Linked DNA regions of Homo sapiens: region 1 is linked to region 2. A link is an interaction called in ENCODE POLR2A ChIA-PET data of the cell type or tissue named here. Cell type or tissue: Panc1. All regions are shown on one strand. Links, peaks and the distances in the headings refer to the core of each region. The heading gives the core; the rest is flanking DNA. Region 1 overlaps PPA1 (inorganic pyrophosphatase 1). Region 2 overlaps LRRC20 (leucine rich repeat containing 20).

Region 1 (12,960 bases), core at 10,430-12,929, 120 kb after region 2:
TTTCACCTTACATTTGAGTCAGACTTAGGATATTGGTTTTGATCTAGTCACACTGACTTGATCAAGGATGAACCATCTGAACGTCAAGGTTTTTCTCTGTCTGGTCCCAGTCTATTTTCTAGTTGTATCTCCCATTGCCTACTAGTCTTCCCTTTGGGCTCCAGCTAAACTCAACTGTTTACAAATATGCCCCAAACTTTTCTTCCCAACATCTTTGCTTCCAATGTTCCCAAAGCCTAGAATTACTTTTTCTCCTCTTACTCTCTGTAAGCCCTTCACTGACCCCTCCTTAGTCACCCCAGCCACAGATACTCTCATTGGAATTTCAGTTGCATGGTGTTAGTTTCTTTCTGATGATACCTACCATCATTGCCTTTTTGTTATGGATATTTATAACATATTTTATATCACAAACTCTTAACAGTAATCACTTTTTTTGTGTAATAAATACCCAAGTATTTGAATAATTTTAAATTCTGTGAAGGAAAACTAAAATTGGATAATATTTATTTTGCCCTTTTAATAAAAATTGTGGTATTTTTATTACTCAAACATTAGAATTTATTCCAGCTAATTTTAGTCTTTGCTTTCTAGAATTAGTAAATGTTCTTTTTCCCTTCTTGATAGTTCCTTTATACCTCACATAACCTTTCACTTAATGGCCGATTATGGAAACACCTTAGTTCAATTATAAAAGTGTTAGGGATAAAATATATCATTAAAGTGGAATTAGGGAACATAGGTACCATAATTCATTTCCTCAGATCCTTATTTGAATAGTATTTCACATCCAAATATGCAAAGATTTGAAATTTTCTTATTTCAGATTGCTACAAAGGACCCTTTAAACCCTATTAAACAAGATGTGAAAAAAGGAAAACTTCGCTATGTTGCGAATTTGTTCCCGTATAAAGGATATATCTGGAACTATGGTGCCATCCCTCAGGTATGTCTTCATGCAACTGCTGACAATGTACTTTTTAGCTTACTAAATATTAATTTACTGCTATTAGTAAAAAAGGTTTGAATACCTGTGGAGAGTTTTTTCTATGGTAGATTTTGAAAACATAAGAAGGGATAATTAACTCAGAATGCTTCCTTAAATAACTTATTTTCAAGATAAACTAAATATTTACAATGTTTAAATTCAGATTTGAACGTTTATTCTTTCCTGAAATATTTCTTCTTTTTTGGACTGGTTATAAGCTATATAAATTCTCTACAGACTGAGTTGCAAGTCTGTTCAGTCAAGAAAGAGTGTATGGTAGTAGTCAAAAGCACTGATTTTTGGCACCAGACAGACCAGAGTTCAAATCCCAAGATGGCCAATTCCTAGCTTACCTAACTTGCCTCCCTTTCTTTCTCCTTGAGACGTCCATATCGCCTCCCTGAGCTATTCACAGTATGTAGGTGGTATGGTTATTTCAAAAAATAAAGCACTTAATACCTGCACACAACAAGCTGTCATAGCTGCTGACTTTATGTTTAGAGTTTTGATTCCCTCTTCTTCAGGTCAAGCTCTTTGTGGTAAAGTAATGAGAGGATCATGTTTTCTTAAGTAGTCAACCTTTTTTTTTTTTAATTAAAAAAATTTTTTTTTGAGATGGAGTCTTGCTTTGTCACCCGGGCTGGAGTGCAGTGGCGTGATCTCGGCTCACTGCAAAAGCTCCGTCTCCCAGGTTCACGCCATTCTCCTGCCTCAGCCTCCCAAGTAGCTGGGACTACAGGTGTCCACCACCTAATTTTTTGCAGTTTAGTGGAGACGGGGTTCACTGTGTTAGCCAGATGGTCTCGATCTCCTGACCTGTGATCCGCCTGCCTTGGCCTCCCAAAGTGCTGGGATTACAGGTGTGAGCCACCATGTCTGGCCTAATAGTCAACCTTTTGAGAAGGGTTGTTTACCAATTTATTCCCAGCACAATGTCAGTATGTAGTAGGTTCTTATTTGATATTTGAAGAATCACTAGGATCTTATCTATAATGAGTAAATGACATCTATTTAATTCTATTTTGGCTAGGCCAGTGCTGTGGCACTTAAAATTTAATGCTGAGACACTAACTAAATATTCAGTTTAATTTTTTTGCTGTTGATAAATGGTTTGTTTTTATTAACAATGAAGTCTGTTAAATGGAACGTACTATGAAACAACCCATAAGATAGTAGAACATAGGTCTGACCCATCTAGCTTGTTAGGTAAGCACAAAGTCATTTGTTTGTCTTAATTACAGTGTTTCACCTTATACTTTAATTGAAATTTTTTTTTTTTTTTTGAGACGGAGTCTTGCACTGTCGCCCGGGCTGGAGTGCGGTGGCGCAGTCTTGGCTCACTGCATCTTCTGCCTCTCAGGTTCGAGTGATTCTCTTGTCTCAGCCTCTTGTGTAGCTGGGATTACAGGCGCCTACCACCACGCCCAGCTAATTTTTTGTATTTTTATTAGAGACAGGGTTTCACTGTATTGGCCAGGCTGGTCTCAAACTCCTGACCTTGTGATCTGCCTGCCTCGGCCTTGCAAAGTGCTGGGATTACAGGCATGAGCCACCACGCCCGGCCTCAATTGATTTATTAATAGTATTTAGCCTTGATATATCATCCTTGTAGGAGAACATTGCTGAAATACTTACTCTTCTGTGGGTTGGATTTTGCTTTCTTAATGTTGGATTTGTTAGATGTGGTCTTCCTTTATCCCCCTTCTCATTTATCTTTTTGCCTTTACTCCAGCTGAGTAGACAAACAAATCTGAGTAACGTGTTCTAGTTGGAGGAAAAAAGAACCAATGCAACAGCTACATTTTAAACCTAACATCCTGGCTAGCACAGGCTTTCAGTTCTTTTGTGAGATGTTCTGCAAGGACTCTGGCTTACAATTTAGGAAGGAAAGAAAACCAGTCATGTAAAGCTCCAGAAAATTCTGATTAAACTTTTCAGTCCGGGCTCCTGGTCAGTGATGATACTTTTAACATCAGAACATAACCTTTTGGCTGGGTGTGGTGGCTCATGCCTGTAATCCCAGCACTTTGGGAGGGCAAGGTGGGAGGATCACCTGAGGTCAGGAGTTCGAGACCAGTCTGGCCAACATGGTGAAACCCCATCTCTACTAAAAATACAAAAATTAGCTAGGCATGGTGGCATACACCTGTAATCCCAGCAACTCAGGAGGCTGAGACAGGAGAATTGCTTGAACATGGGAGGCAGAGGTTGCAGTGAGCCAAGATTGCGCCACTGCACTCCATCCAGTCTGGGCGACAGAGCAAGACTCTGTCGCAAAAAAAGAAAAAAAGAAAAAAAAGGAAGAAGAAAAACAACCTTTCCATTTTACTATTATTGCCTATCTACTTCTGTTTTGGGAATTTATTATAAAGAAAATCTAAGACCAGGTACAGTGGCTTATGCTTATAATCCCATACTTTGGGAGGCCAAGGTGGGAGGATCACTTGAGCCCAGGAGTTTGAGACCAGCCTGGGCAACATAGTGAGACCCTGTCTCTACAAAAAAGAAAAAGAAAAAAACCACACATTTTTGTTTGTTTTGTTTTCTTTTTTTGTTTGTTTTGTTTTGTTTTTTTGAGATTGAGCCTTGCTCTGTTGCCCAGGCTGGAGTGCAGTGGCATGATCTAGGCTCACTGCAACCTCTGCTTCCTGGGTTCAAGCGATTCTCCTGCCTCAGCCTCCCAAGTAGCTGGGATTACAGGCATGCACCACCACGCCTGGCTCATTTTTGTATTTTTAGTAGATACAGTGTTTCACCATGTTGGCTAGGCTGGTCTCAAACTCCTGACCTCAGGTGATCCACTCTCCTCAGCCTCCCAAAGTGCTGGAATTACAGGCATGAGCCATCATACCCAGCCTAAAACCACACATCTTTAAAGTAAACGTTTGGGTCTATATTTGTGTTTCCCTATTGTCTCAGTTATTGAGTAGTTGGCTTTTGCTTGTTTTAAATAGGATCATTATCTGTTTTAAAGCTTAAATTTAGTTTAGCATTAGATGTGTAGTAGGAGCTACAGCATTTAATTGAAACTCTTGTGTGTAGTTAAGATTCTTAAATGCGAATAAAGAACTAAAACAATGAGAAAAAAGTAGCTGAAGAGTCATAGGATGTTATCTGTTATTCTCAACATGATCCATTTTGTCAGTATGTATAGGAATGATATACACTGTCTTATATTTTTAGACTTGGGAAGACCCAGGGCACAATGATAAACATACTGGCTGTTGTGGTGACAATGACCCAATTGATGTGTGTGAAATTGGAAGCAAGGTAATGAAATGTGACATTTTTTTCTTTAGTGTTGAGATATTAATGAAGTATACCAAATTTCATACTTTAAAAAATACTGTGAATAAAATGCATGAATATTAGTGAAATAATGATGTCTCTTTGGTATTAAAGGCTTCTTGCATTTTAAGCATTTGTATATTATAATTTTTACATTTAAATCTAGTCTGGAAAAAAATGTGTCTATGTATGTATGATTGAACATATATCTAGAAGAACTGGACATGTTCTGCATTGCTTTAGAAGATGGATAATTAGTCAATAGGTGAAAGGTACCAGGAGGGAAATTCCCTCTCAAAACATGGCAAATCTTGCCTAACAATTTAGAATGATCAGTAAATTGACCCGAACCAAATAACCTCATGAGTTGGAGATCCATGGTAGTAACTCCTCCATCAAGTAGGGTTGTTCTAAGATTCTGATTATAGTTATTTCTTTATGTCTCTCTCAGGTGCAGAGAAATAGTAAACAACTAAAAACAAAGTTATCATTTTGTTTTTTAAGTCATAAAGTTTTTGAGTCATCGTATGACTTGCTTAACTCATGACTTTTATAAAATAAAAGGTAAAGCATATTAAGATACGTATTTGAGACTATGGAGGACTTATTCTTCAGTATAATCAATGACAGTGCAAAAAACATTGATTACCCTGAGCTATGTACTGGTTTCCCTATGACCTAGAAGAAAATAGGACCTATAAGTCCTGTTTTCAACTTTAATAGGACTGATGAAACATTTACTCATTTAGGTTTTTAAAATTTGCTTAAAGGAACAATCTTCAGGTAAATTCTCAAGAACTTGGCCTCTTTCTTATTTCCTGTTAGCCAAGTAAAACTGTCTTCTAGAGTGTGGTTCTGTAATGTTGTCCTGACTTTGGCTATTGACTCTCAGGTATGTGCAAGAGGTGAAATAATTGGCGTGAAAGTTCTAGGCATATTGGCTATGATTGACGAAGGGGAAACCGACTGGAAAGTCATTGCCATTAATGTGGATGATCCTGATGCAGCCAATTATAATGGTAAGAAAATTTGAAAAGTCTGAAGTCTTTCTAATTAATTCATAAGCACCACCATACTTAACCTATAATGACAGAATTGTAAGCCCTTACCTTCAAACTGTTAAAGGATGGAGGAACAAAGCACTGGACAAGCATTATTTCTATGACTGCACTTGTAATTAACTAAGTAAACTTTCTCCTTCATTCCAGGAAAGAAAAAATCTGGTAGGTTCTTACTGTTTTTTTGGTCCTTTCCTTCCCCACATACCAGCACTCAGTTGGTATGTTTATTTATTTTAAAACATTTAATTGAGATATTCACATATCAAAGAGTCACCATTGTAAAATGTACAATTCAGTGGTTTTTAGTATATTCACTAAGTTGTACAACCATCACCACTCTCTAATTGCAGAACATTTCATCAGCCCAGAGGAAATCCTGTATCCATGGGCAATCACTCCCTGTCCCCCTTCCCTCAGTCCCTGATGACTGCAGATCTACTTTGTGCCTATGGATTTGCCTATGCTGTTATTTCATGTAAATGGCATCATATAGGTGGCCTCTGTGTCTGGTTTATTTCACTTAGCGAAGTAAGTGTCTTCAGGATTCATCCGTATTGTAGTATGTATCAGCACTTCATTCCCTTTTTTTTTTTTTTTGGTGGTAAATTTTACATAACATAAAATTCACCATTTTAATTAAAGTGTGAAATTCAGTGGCATTTCATTCATTCACAAGGTTGTGCAGCCATCACCACTAGTTCAAGTCATTCCCTATTCCCTCCTCCTCTCCAGGCCCTGGCAGCCACTAATCTGCTTTTTGTCTTTATAGCTTTGCCTATTCTACCTATTCTAGGTATCTCATATACATGGACTGGTACAATATATGGATCTTTGTTGTTGCTGTTTCTGGTTTCTTTCACTTAGTATAATGTTTTCTAGGTTTATCCATATTGCATATTGTGGCATCTGTCAGTACTCCTTTTTATGGTTGAATATTATTCCATTGTGTGGATATACTACATTTTGTTTATCCATTCATCAGTTGATGGACATTTGGGTTGTTTTGGCTGTGTAATGCTGCCATGAACATTCCTGTACAAGTTTTTGTGTGGACTTATGTTTTTATTATTGGGTACATACATAGGAGTTGCCAAAGCTAGAACACTTTGAGCAAGAAAATAAAGTAGTATTGTAATATAACCTGGAACATAAAATAAATCTCCATGAGTCTATACTGACAAATAAATGATTGAATAAATAGACAAATGAGGAAGAATAGACAAATCTCAAAGCAGAAGAATTCCAAATAATTTATGCAGATACTCCATTCTCAAGGAGGTCCTTAATTGTGAGTTGTGCCTGGTGACTTCCTTCCAAAGAGTACAGTGTGGGTAAGGGAGAGGAGAGGATGACTTTAGAGCAGAGAAACTTGACAAACACTGCCTCAGCCAGGTGATGGAGGTCAATGTCAGCAGTGATAAGAGTCACCTTGAGAGCATGTTCCCTCAAAATGATGTGATGTATATTTGCATCTGTGTTAATTCATTGAAGAAGGACTGGAAGAATGCCAATCCTTTAATGTTTCGTTTCAATTTTGAAAGGTGAGAGTGCATTCACACCATCTGTTCACTACTTGGTAGTACGGCTCTGTTCTGTTGGTCCGTGTGTGCATTTCCAACGTGCTTCTTATGCAAGAGAACTTGGCATGCTGTGGCCACAATTAGTGAAGCCAAGCCCATCACTCTGTCAGCACTCATTTACTAAGGCTTTATTTTCCTGCAGTTCAGGTTATTAGAACCCTGAAAACTTTCTCGGGGTGGCTGGTCCCATGGCGCAAGTAGTATGCAGCTTTCCCTAATGTCAACCTAAGGCAGTGTCTATTGTCCATCCTATAGCTTGCCCCTGTGCATCTCTTCCATTTGCTGTCCCTGAGTTGTATTTATATAACGAAATTTAAACTTCAGTGTTTTCCTGAGTTCTGTGAACCATTTTAGCAAATTAGGGGACCTGGGGAGAGGATTGTAGAAACCCCTAATTTATAGCTGATAGTCAAAAGTACAGGAGGCATCTGAAGTGGGGCAGTCTTGTGAGACTGAGCCCCTAACCTTTGAGATCTGATGCTAACTCCAGGTAGATAGTATCAGAATCACAGTGAATTACTGAGCACTCAGTTGGTGTCTGAATAATTGGAGAATTAGTTTCTGTTATTGGAAAACATCAACATTTGCATGTTGGATTTCTGGATTTCCAAATTATTTCTATATCAGGTGACACATTTCATGTAAATTATAAGTTCTTTGAAATTTACTAGTGCTTAAACATTTCCCAGTGCATTCTGTAAAGTTTCCATACTTTTAGTGATATTATGATAATAGAATGCATGCTATTCTTTATGCAGATTATAAATTGGATTGAAGCGGCCGGGCGCGGTGGCTCACGCCTGTAATCCCAGCACTTTGGGAGGCCGAGGCAGGCGAATCATGAGGTCAGGAGATCGAGACCGTCCTAGCTAACACGAAACCCCATCTCTACTAAAAATACAAAAAAATTAGCCAGGCATGGTGGTGGGCACCTGTAGTCCCAGTTACTCAGGAGGCTGAGGCAGGAGAATGGCGTGAACCCGGGAGGCAGAGCTTGCAGTGAGCCGAGATTGCGCCACTGCACTCCAGCCTGGGAGACAGAGCGAGACTCCTTCTCAAAAAAAAAAAATAAATTGGAGTGAAGCAATGTTATCTTATACAAATATAAATAAGCTTTTGTTATTGTTGAATGTATTTCTCTTCCTCATAATACTTTTCCTAACTGACTTTTTAGGATGTGTATCTCTGTTTGCTTGCATTGAGCAGGAGTTTGTTATTTGAAGTGCAGTTTGATAACATTGAGGCTAGCCATTGTTGATGGCTATACAGAAACTTAAAATTTTTAAAGCAGTGCACTTTTCTGTCAGCCAGAACTAAAGTATTGTTATGTACAGTGCCTGTACTATCCAGCAAAGTCTAGTCACATTTAATACGTAACCCATCAATGGATATCAATCTAATCTATTTTTCTTATCTTTTAGTATGTAATAGTGTTGTGATCCTCTGACATAGCCTCTGCCTCTGGACCAGGGATAGTACCTCAAGCCTGTAATCCCAGTGCTTTGGGAAGCCAAGGCAGGAGGATTGCTTGAGCCCAGGAGTTTGAGACCAGCCTGGGCAACATGACGAGACCCCATTTCTACAAAAAATTTAAAAATTAGCTGGGCGTGTGCATGCTTATAGTCCCAGCTACTCAGGAGGCTGAGGTGAGAGGATCGCTGAACTGTGGAGGTCAAGGCTGCAGTGAGCCTTGTTCGGGCCACTGCATTCCAGCGTGGGTGACAGAGCGAGACCTTGTCTCTGAAAAAAAAAAAAAGATAACCTCTGTCTTTTTCAGTATCTTGTACACTTCTCATAGGAATTATCTACATTTGCCAAACTGGTTGTTTCATTATGTAGCCACCAGCTGTTTGCCCTTACCTAACAGAGATTACTATTGTACTGATTGTTCTCTGTACTTAGTGTCAGAGCTATTCAGAGATACTAGATGATTTTCTTTCAATGTATATGTGTATGGCTTCTCTTCTCAACAAGGGGCTTCGCTCCAATGTTATCTTGAACTTCCGTGATAAGTCATTCCACAGCTCTTTCAAAATAAGTACTTGGAATTTTTGTTGAGTGTATAATTATTTGTGCATCTTGAAATCTGCTTATTCTCTTCTTTCTTTTTAAAAAAATCATTCTCACTGTCATCTTATGCTTCTTCTCTTCTTAGATATCAATGATGTCAAACGGCTGAAACCTGGCTACTTAGAAGCTACTGTGGACTGGTTTAGAAGGTATAAGGTTCCTGATGGAAAACCAGAAAATGAGTTTGCGTTTAATGCAGAATTTAAAGATAAGGTAATATGTCATTCAGAACTGTAGCTTTAGGCTCATTTGTATTGAGACTCATAATTTAACCATATTGTTACCATCTAAAGATTCACAAAACAGAAGTCTGGAAACATAACACAGTCTTGGTGTTTATTTATTCACTTTAATATTCTCTTCCATTTTTAGAATAAGGAAATGATTCAGAAGAGACAAAGTATCAGGCTTTGGGGAAATGTTGATAATAGGAAAATAATACCTTTTTATCATTGTAATGCAAACCTCTTCAAATTATAGGACTTTGCCATTGATATTATTAAAAGCACTCATGACCATTGGAAAGCATTAGTGACTAAGAAAACGAATGGAAAAGGAATCAGTTGGTAAGTGTAAACACTTTGCATGTTTAACACACAAAGCAGACCAGCTTGCAGAAAAGGTTTTAATAATCATAAGACACTGTACTGTTACTTTCACTTAGAAAAGAGATACAAGGCTGGGTGCGGTGGCTCACACCTGTCATTCCAGCACTTTGGGAAGCCAAGGTGGATGGATTGCTTGAGCCCAGGAGTTGAAGACCAGCCTGGACAACATGGAAAAACCCTGTCTCTACAAAAAGTACAAAAATTAGCTGGGCATGGTGGTACATACCTGTAGTCCTAGCTACCTGGGAGGCTGAGTTGGGAGGATCACCTGAGCCTGGGGAGGTTGAAGCTGCAGTGAGCCGTGATCGTACCACTGTACTCCAGCCTGGGCGACAGAGCGAGACTCGGTCTCAAAAAAAAAAAAAAAAGAGTACGAGAAACAGCCAATGTACAAAAATAATTCTCCCAGAAATCTTCTATTCTGTGTCAGGATAATGTCCTATAAAATGAAAACATTGTCCTTCCAACAAACAGAAGAAAAATGGAGAAGAGTTATATGTGTAAAAATGTACAGTCCTAAGAGTTGGCATTTGTCTGGGTGCTATATGGCTCATTCCTGTAATTCCAGCACTTTAGGAGGCTGAGGCAGGAGGATCACTTGAACTCAGGAATTGGAGACTGGTGGGGGCAACATAGTGAGACCTCATCTCTACTAAAAATTAAAAAAAAATTAGCCAGGCATGGTGGCGCTTGCCTGTAGCAAGGCTGAGGTGGGAAGATCACTTGAGCCTTGGAGATCAAGGCTGCAGTGAGCTGTGATTGCCCCACTGCACTCCAACTGGGGCACCTGAGCAAGACCCTGTCTCAAAAGAAAAAAAAAAGGAAAAAGATTTGGCTTTTAAGTTAACTTCTCTATTTTTTCGTATCTTACGATTTCTATGAAAATGGTCTTAATGTATGTTAAATAACAGGTCAGCAAAGATGATTCATTTTTCATTTTGATGGTGTATTTCTTTGTTGTTGTTGTTTTCTGAGACAGAGTCTTGCTCTTGTTGCCCAGGCTGGAGTGCAATGGCATGATCTCGGCTCATTGCAACCTCCGCTTCCCGGATTCAAGAGATTCTCCTGCCTCAGCCTCCTGAGTAGCTGGGATTACAGGCGCATGCCACCACGCCCGGCTAATTTTTGTATTTTTAGTAGAGACGGGGTTTTGCCGTGTTAACCAGGCTGGTCTCGAACCTCTGACTCATGATCTGCCCGCCTCGGCCTCCCAAAGTGGTGGGATTACAGGCGTGAGCCACCACACCCGGCCTTGATGGAATATTTCTAATTGGGCACATATTATATTAGTACTATAATGACTAATATATAGGAAAACTTGAACTACGGATAAACAAAAATAAAATGTATTTTTAAAACATGATCCATATTTTAGACTAAAGTGGGCTAAAAAAACCCAAAAAACATATTAGGATTGTATTATATACACGACTTGTCTTACGATTTTTAAAATTTAACACTATGTAATAAGCATTTCCTCATGTCATAAAAGATATAATTTTTTTTTTAGAGACAGGGTCTCTCGCCCAGGCTGAAGTGCAGTGTTACTATAATAGCTCACTGTAACCTCAAAGAAGTGATCCTTCTGTCTCAGCCTGCCAAGTAGCTGGGTACTACAGGCACGCATCACCACTCCCAGATGATTTTTAAATTTGTTGTAGAGACAGTGTCTTGCTGTGTTGTCCAGGCTGATCTTGACCCCCTGGCTTTAAGTGATCCTCTCACACCTCAGCCTCCAAAAGTGCTTAGACTACAGATGCGAGCCACCATGCCTAGTCTAGAAATATCATATTTTAATAATATAATATTCCATCTCTGTATAATATGTTTTATGGATAAACCTTTTTATTTTTAAATCCCTGCAAAGAAGGATAAACTATTTTTAATCATTTCTTATTATTGGACATTTTGGTTACTTCCAATTTTTCACCACTATTAATAGTGAAATAGTATATGGTAAACACCTTTGTAAATTACCGTTTCAGTATTGGATTGGGTTCTTAGAGGTGGAATTTCTCTATCAAGACCTATGAGCTTTTTAAAAGGTTTTGGATACATTTTACAGAAATATTTTTCAGAAAGATTGAACCAGGACTCCTGCCAGAAGTGTCTGTTTCAGATGTCTCACCAACACTACAGGAACTGGGTTTTTTTTTGTTTCATTATTTTTTCCAATTAAGAAAGATATGTTTCTCAATTCACATTTCTTAGCTATTTCAGTGAGAATTACAAAGCATTCAATCTCAGTTTCTTTCGTCCTCTCCTCCCCTCCCCTCCCCTCCCCTCCCCTCCCCTCCTCTCCTCTCCTCTCCTCCTTATTGCAACGCAGTCTTGCTCTGTCACCAGGCTGGAGTGCAGTGGCGCGATCTCAGCTGACTGAAATCTCCGCCTTCCAGATTCAAGCGATTCTCCTGCCTCAGCCTCCCGAGTAGCTGGGACTACAGGCATGCGCCACCATGCCCGGCTAATTTTTGTATTTTTAGTAGAGATGGGGTTTCACCGTGTTGGCCAGGATGGTCTCGATCTCTTGACCTCATGATCCGCCTGCCTCAGCCTCCCAAAGTGCTGGAATTACAGGCATGAGCCACCACACCTAGCCCAATCTCAGTTTCTTAAATCCGAACTTGTTAAGATATTTGAATAAAATTGATCACAAGAATAGCTATGCCTTGCCAAAATACATAATTAGAATGTTAAATGTAGGTGAAAAAGCTTTCGACTAAACTAAACTTGAATATCACCTGGTCAACCACTTTCAACTCATTTTTTAACTCTTAAGAGATAATTTTTGTTATTTTGTCTTATGACTACTTTTGTTTTATTTAATAGCATGAATACAACTTTGTCTGAGAGCCCCTTCAAGTGTGATCCTGATGCTGCCAGAGCCATTGTGGATGCTGTATGTAAAAGTTTCCTTAAAAAAAAAACAAGCCTGGTTGCTAAAAACTATGATGCTAAATGGGGAGAGGAAGTACTTGTTTCGACAAATACTTGAGTGCCTTTTGTATGCATGTTACTGTGTGGAGTCTTGAAATTAGAAACCATGAACACATGCAAGTGGCCATTTGACTGAGGGAGAAGCTGAGGGAGTGATTCTAATCAATCATAAGTTGGACAGATAGCATGGTAGTAAGATTTGTAAAAATCAGAATGGTTCCAGAATGTACCAAGTAACCTGTGTGCCTATGACCCATCATAAGCCATTTCCGCAAAAGAATCAATGGGAATTTACTTGACTTGGTTCTAGCAAGGACTGAGGAAGGTATCAAGTTTTAGGTACCATTGCAGGAATGATTCATAATCTAAGAAAGGCTTTCATGTGAGGTAGTAAAAGCACCCGTCAAAGCAATAATTTTGTTTTTGTA
Region 2 (2,500 bases), core at 1-2,500:
ATTTACTTATTTATTTTTGATTAGGCAGTAGATGCACACAATGTGATATTTTGAGGATTGAAAGGATAGTGGGGAAAAATAAGTCTGCTCTTCTACTCCTGTCCCCAGACATCCAAGTCCGTGTCCAGAGACAACCACCATTAGCAGTACTGGAGATATTCCATGCCTATGTAAATATAAATATACTTCATAATAGTAGCATTTATAATATGCCACCAAGGGTAGGTACTGTTGTAAGCAAACAGAGCATAAAGTAACAAGTAACTTGCCCAAGTTCACACAGCAAGAAAAAAGAGCTACCTTAGTCTTTTCTTTTGAAACAGGTCTCCCTCTGTCACCCAGGCTGGAGTGCAGTGGTGCAATCTCGGCTCACTGCAACCTCTGCCTCCTGGGCTCAAGTGATCTTTCCACCTTAGCCTCCCGACTAGCTGGGACTACGGCACACACCATCAAACCTAGCTAATTTTTTGTATTGTTTGTAGAGACAGGGTCTTGCCATGTTGCCCAGGCTAGTCTTGAACTCCTAGACTCAAGTGATCCGCCTGTCTCAGCCTCCCAAAGTGTTGGGATTACAGGCGTGAGCCACTGCACCTGGCCTGCCTTAGTCTTTTTATGGAGGCAGAATGTTTAGTACTTCATTTTAGTCTGTTCCAGACCTTGTTAAAAGTGCTTTTTCTGCCCTTCCCCTTGTCCACCCCCAAGGAGTGAGTGTGGCATCTGGAAATGCCCTCTGACCCCTGTGGGCAGCAGCTGTCTCTGTGTGAAGCCTCCTCAGCACTGAGCATGGGCTGGTGGAAGGACACTGCCCACCTGACCGTCTGACTCTGCCCTGCTGGGGAGTCCGTGCAGTCAGGGACTGTGATTGCTCATTGCCGCAGGTTCAGAGCCGAGGTGCTGATTGAGGTTTGGTGAGCAGGTATTTTTGGAGTTGGCACATTCCTTCGAGCATGGGTTGTATAATTACTGCAGGCCAGCCTTGTCTGTCCCCTAATGGAATTGGCAAGCTTCTCTCTCAGCTGGGGTTAATCTAAGGCCTCTGAGTCAGCCTTGGCAATTGTCCAAGATAAGGATGGTACAGGAAGTAATAAGAGGAACTTGGGGAAGAAGAGGTCCATTTAACAGACACCGGAAACCACAGTTCAGTAGGTTTAATCAATAAGGAAATGTCATGATGGGGGCTGCTCTCAGGCTGGGTACAACGTTGGGAGTGGAATGGAGTGGGATCTTTTTCCAGAGCCCCGGTCCATCCTGGGAGCCCTGGTTGTTCCACTCTGAACCCTGGCCTGGTGCAGGAAGAATCTTTGGAACCCCTAATGCAGTCTTCTGGGACCAGAAGATCTCAGCCCTCTCTGTCCAGAAGAGGGGGCAGTAAGACCTTGGGCAGATGGCCTGGGTGCTGTGACTCCAGAGGTGAGAAGCAAAGCCAGACGTGGCTGTGGCTGTGTTGGGCTGGAAGCCCAACACACTGGCCGATCCCGTGGCTGGGGCTTTGGCCACACTTTTATTCTTCCTCTGAACTGGAAACAACAGAGAAAACCTTAAATGCCTGGTTTGGGGCCATATAAGAGATAAAAAGAAAGCCAAGGCATCAGCAGCCTTGCTGGCCCCAGTTGGCCTTCGTGGCCTCAGTTTCCTTATCTGAGAAATGGGGAAACATCTACTCCATAGTGATTTTGTGAGGTTGGAGATATTGCTTATAAGGTGCCCTGTGTAGGGTTTGGTGCATGCAAGATTCTTGATGAGTGATGCTTCTGATACAGTGATGGTGAAGACACTGGGGGGCTTAGTTGTAGACAAGAGAGGTCTCTGGCCAAGTAGTCAGGATGATGGTCCAGTCATAGGAATCTCTCTCCACAAGGAATTTCAGTGAGAACAGAACTGGAGAGATCCCCAAGTCCACGTCTTCACGGATGGGGACCCTGAGGCTCAGAAGGGAGAAGTGGCTTTTCTGACCTGCCTCCAGGAAGATGTAGGGCGAGACCTCAGTTCAGGGTCCCCGGGTCCCCGGTCAGGCTCTTTGCCATGGAAGCAGGTGGTGTGGTCACCTGCTTCTCAGCTAATGCTAAGAGGCTGTTTTTAACTGGTTGTGTATATATACCTCACCTTACCGCACAGAGGATTTGTGGAGCTTGTGACGCAGGCAGCTTGGGTAGAGCAGTGGAAACCACAGTGGGAGCAGAAGCAACTCAGAGACCCTGCTGGGCCGTGGCTTCTGAGAAGTGAAGCTGGATGGCTGGGAAGAACTTGCTCTCTTGCCGGTGCCTCCCCACCCCATCAGGATGCATGCCCCATTCTGTCTAATTCAAGGCCTTTCTGTGGAATGCTTCCTTCCCATGGAGCTCAGATTTGGCTACCTGGAGATTTACTCTAACAATTTTGGTGGAATTTGGCACATACATTGACATTCATAAAGCCCTAGGGGTTGGACAAGTGGGTGACTGACAGGGGTGGGACATCCATCCCCAGGAACCTGCTGTCTTTGCCCTCCCTTGGGGAGGGG

What was found. ChIA-PET counts read pairs that join two places held together with the same protein. Peaks named below come from ENCODE experiments on the same cell type or tissue, not always from the same donor. Only the 100,000 strongest peaks of a DNase experiment are listed, where the experiment ranks them.
Region 1: POLR2A ChIA-PET joins it to region 2 with 6 read pairs; 3 of 35 experiments call an interaction of 5 or more read pairs at or near these places.

What each region holds. Positions count from the first base shown.
Region 1 is chr10:70,205,798-70,218,757 of GRCh38, reverse strand. PPA1 (inorganic pyrophosphatase 1) reads left to right here. Exons shown (of 11, transcript NM_021129.4): 4 at 827-946; 5 at 4,172-4,258; 6 at 5,169-5,295; 7 at 9,073-9,200; 8 at 9,468-9,553; 9 at 12,425-12,494. Among named protein-coding and RNA genes, the nearest start is that of PPA1, 21 kb to the left of the region's middle. In Panc1, for the core only: no CTCF peak of the experiment used is centred there; no DNase peak of the experiment used is centred there.
Region 2 is chr10:70,330,459-70,332,958 of GRCh38, reverse strand. The region is part of intron 3 of LRRC20 (leucine rich repeat containing 20); the gene reads left to right. Among named protein-coding and RNA genes, the nearest start is that of NPFFR1, 48 kb to the right of the region's middle. RefSeq lists an enhancer at 912-1,206. In Panc1, for the core only: no CTCF peak of the experiment used is centred there; a DNase peak (open chromatin) is centred at 1,038.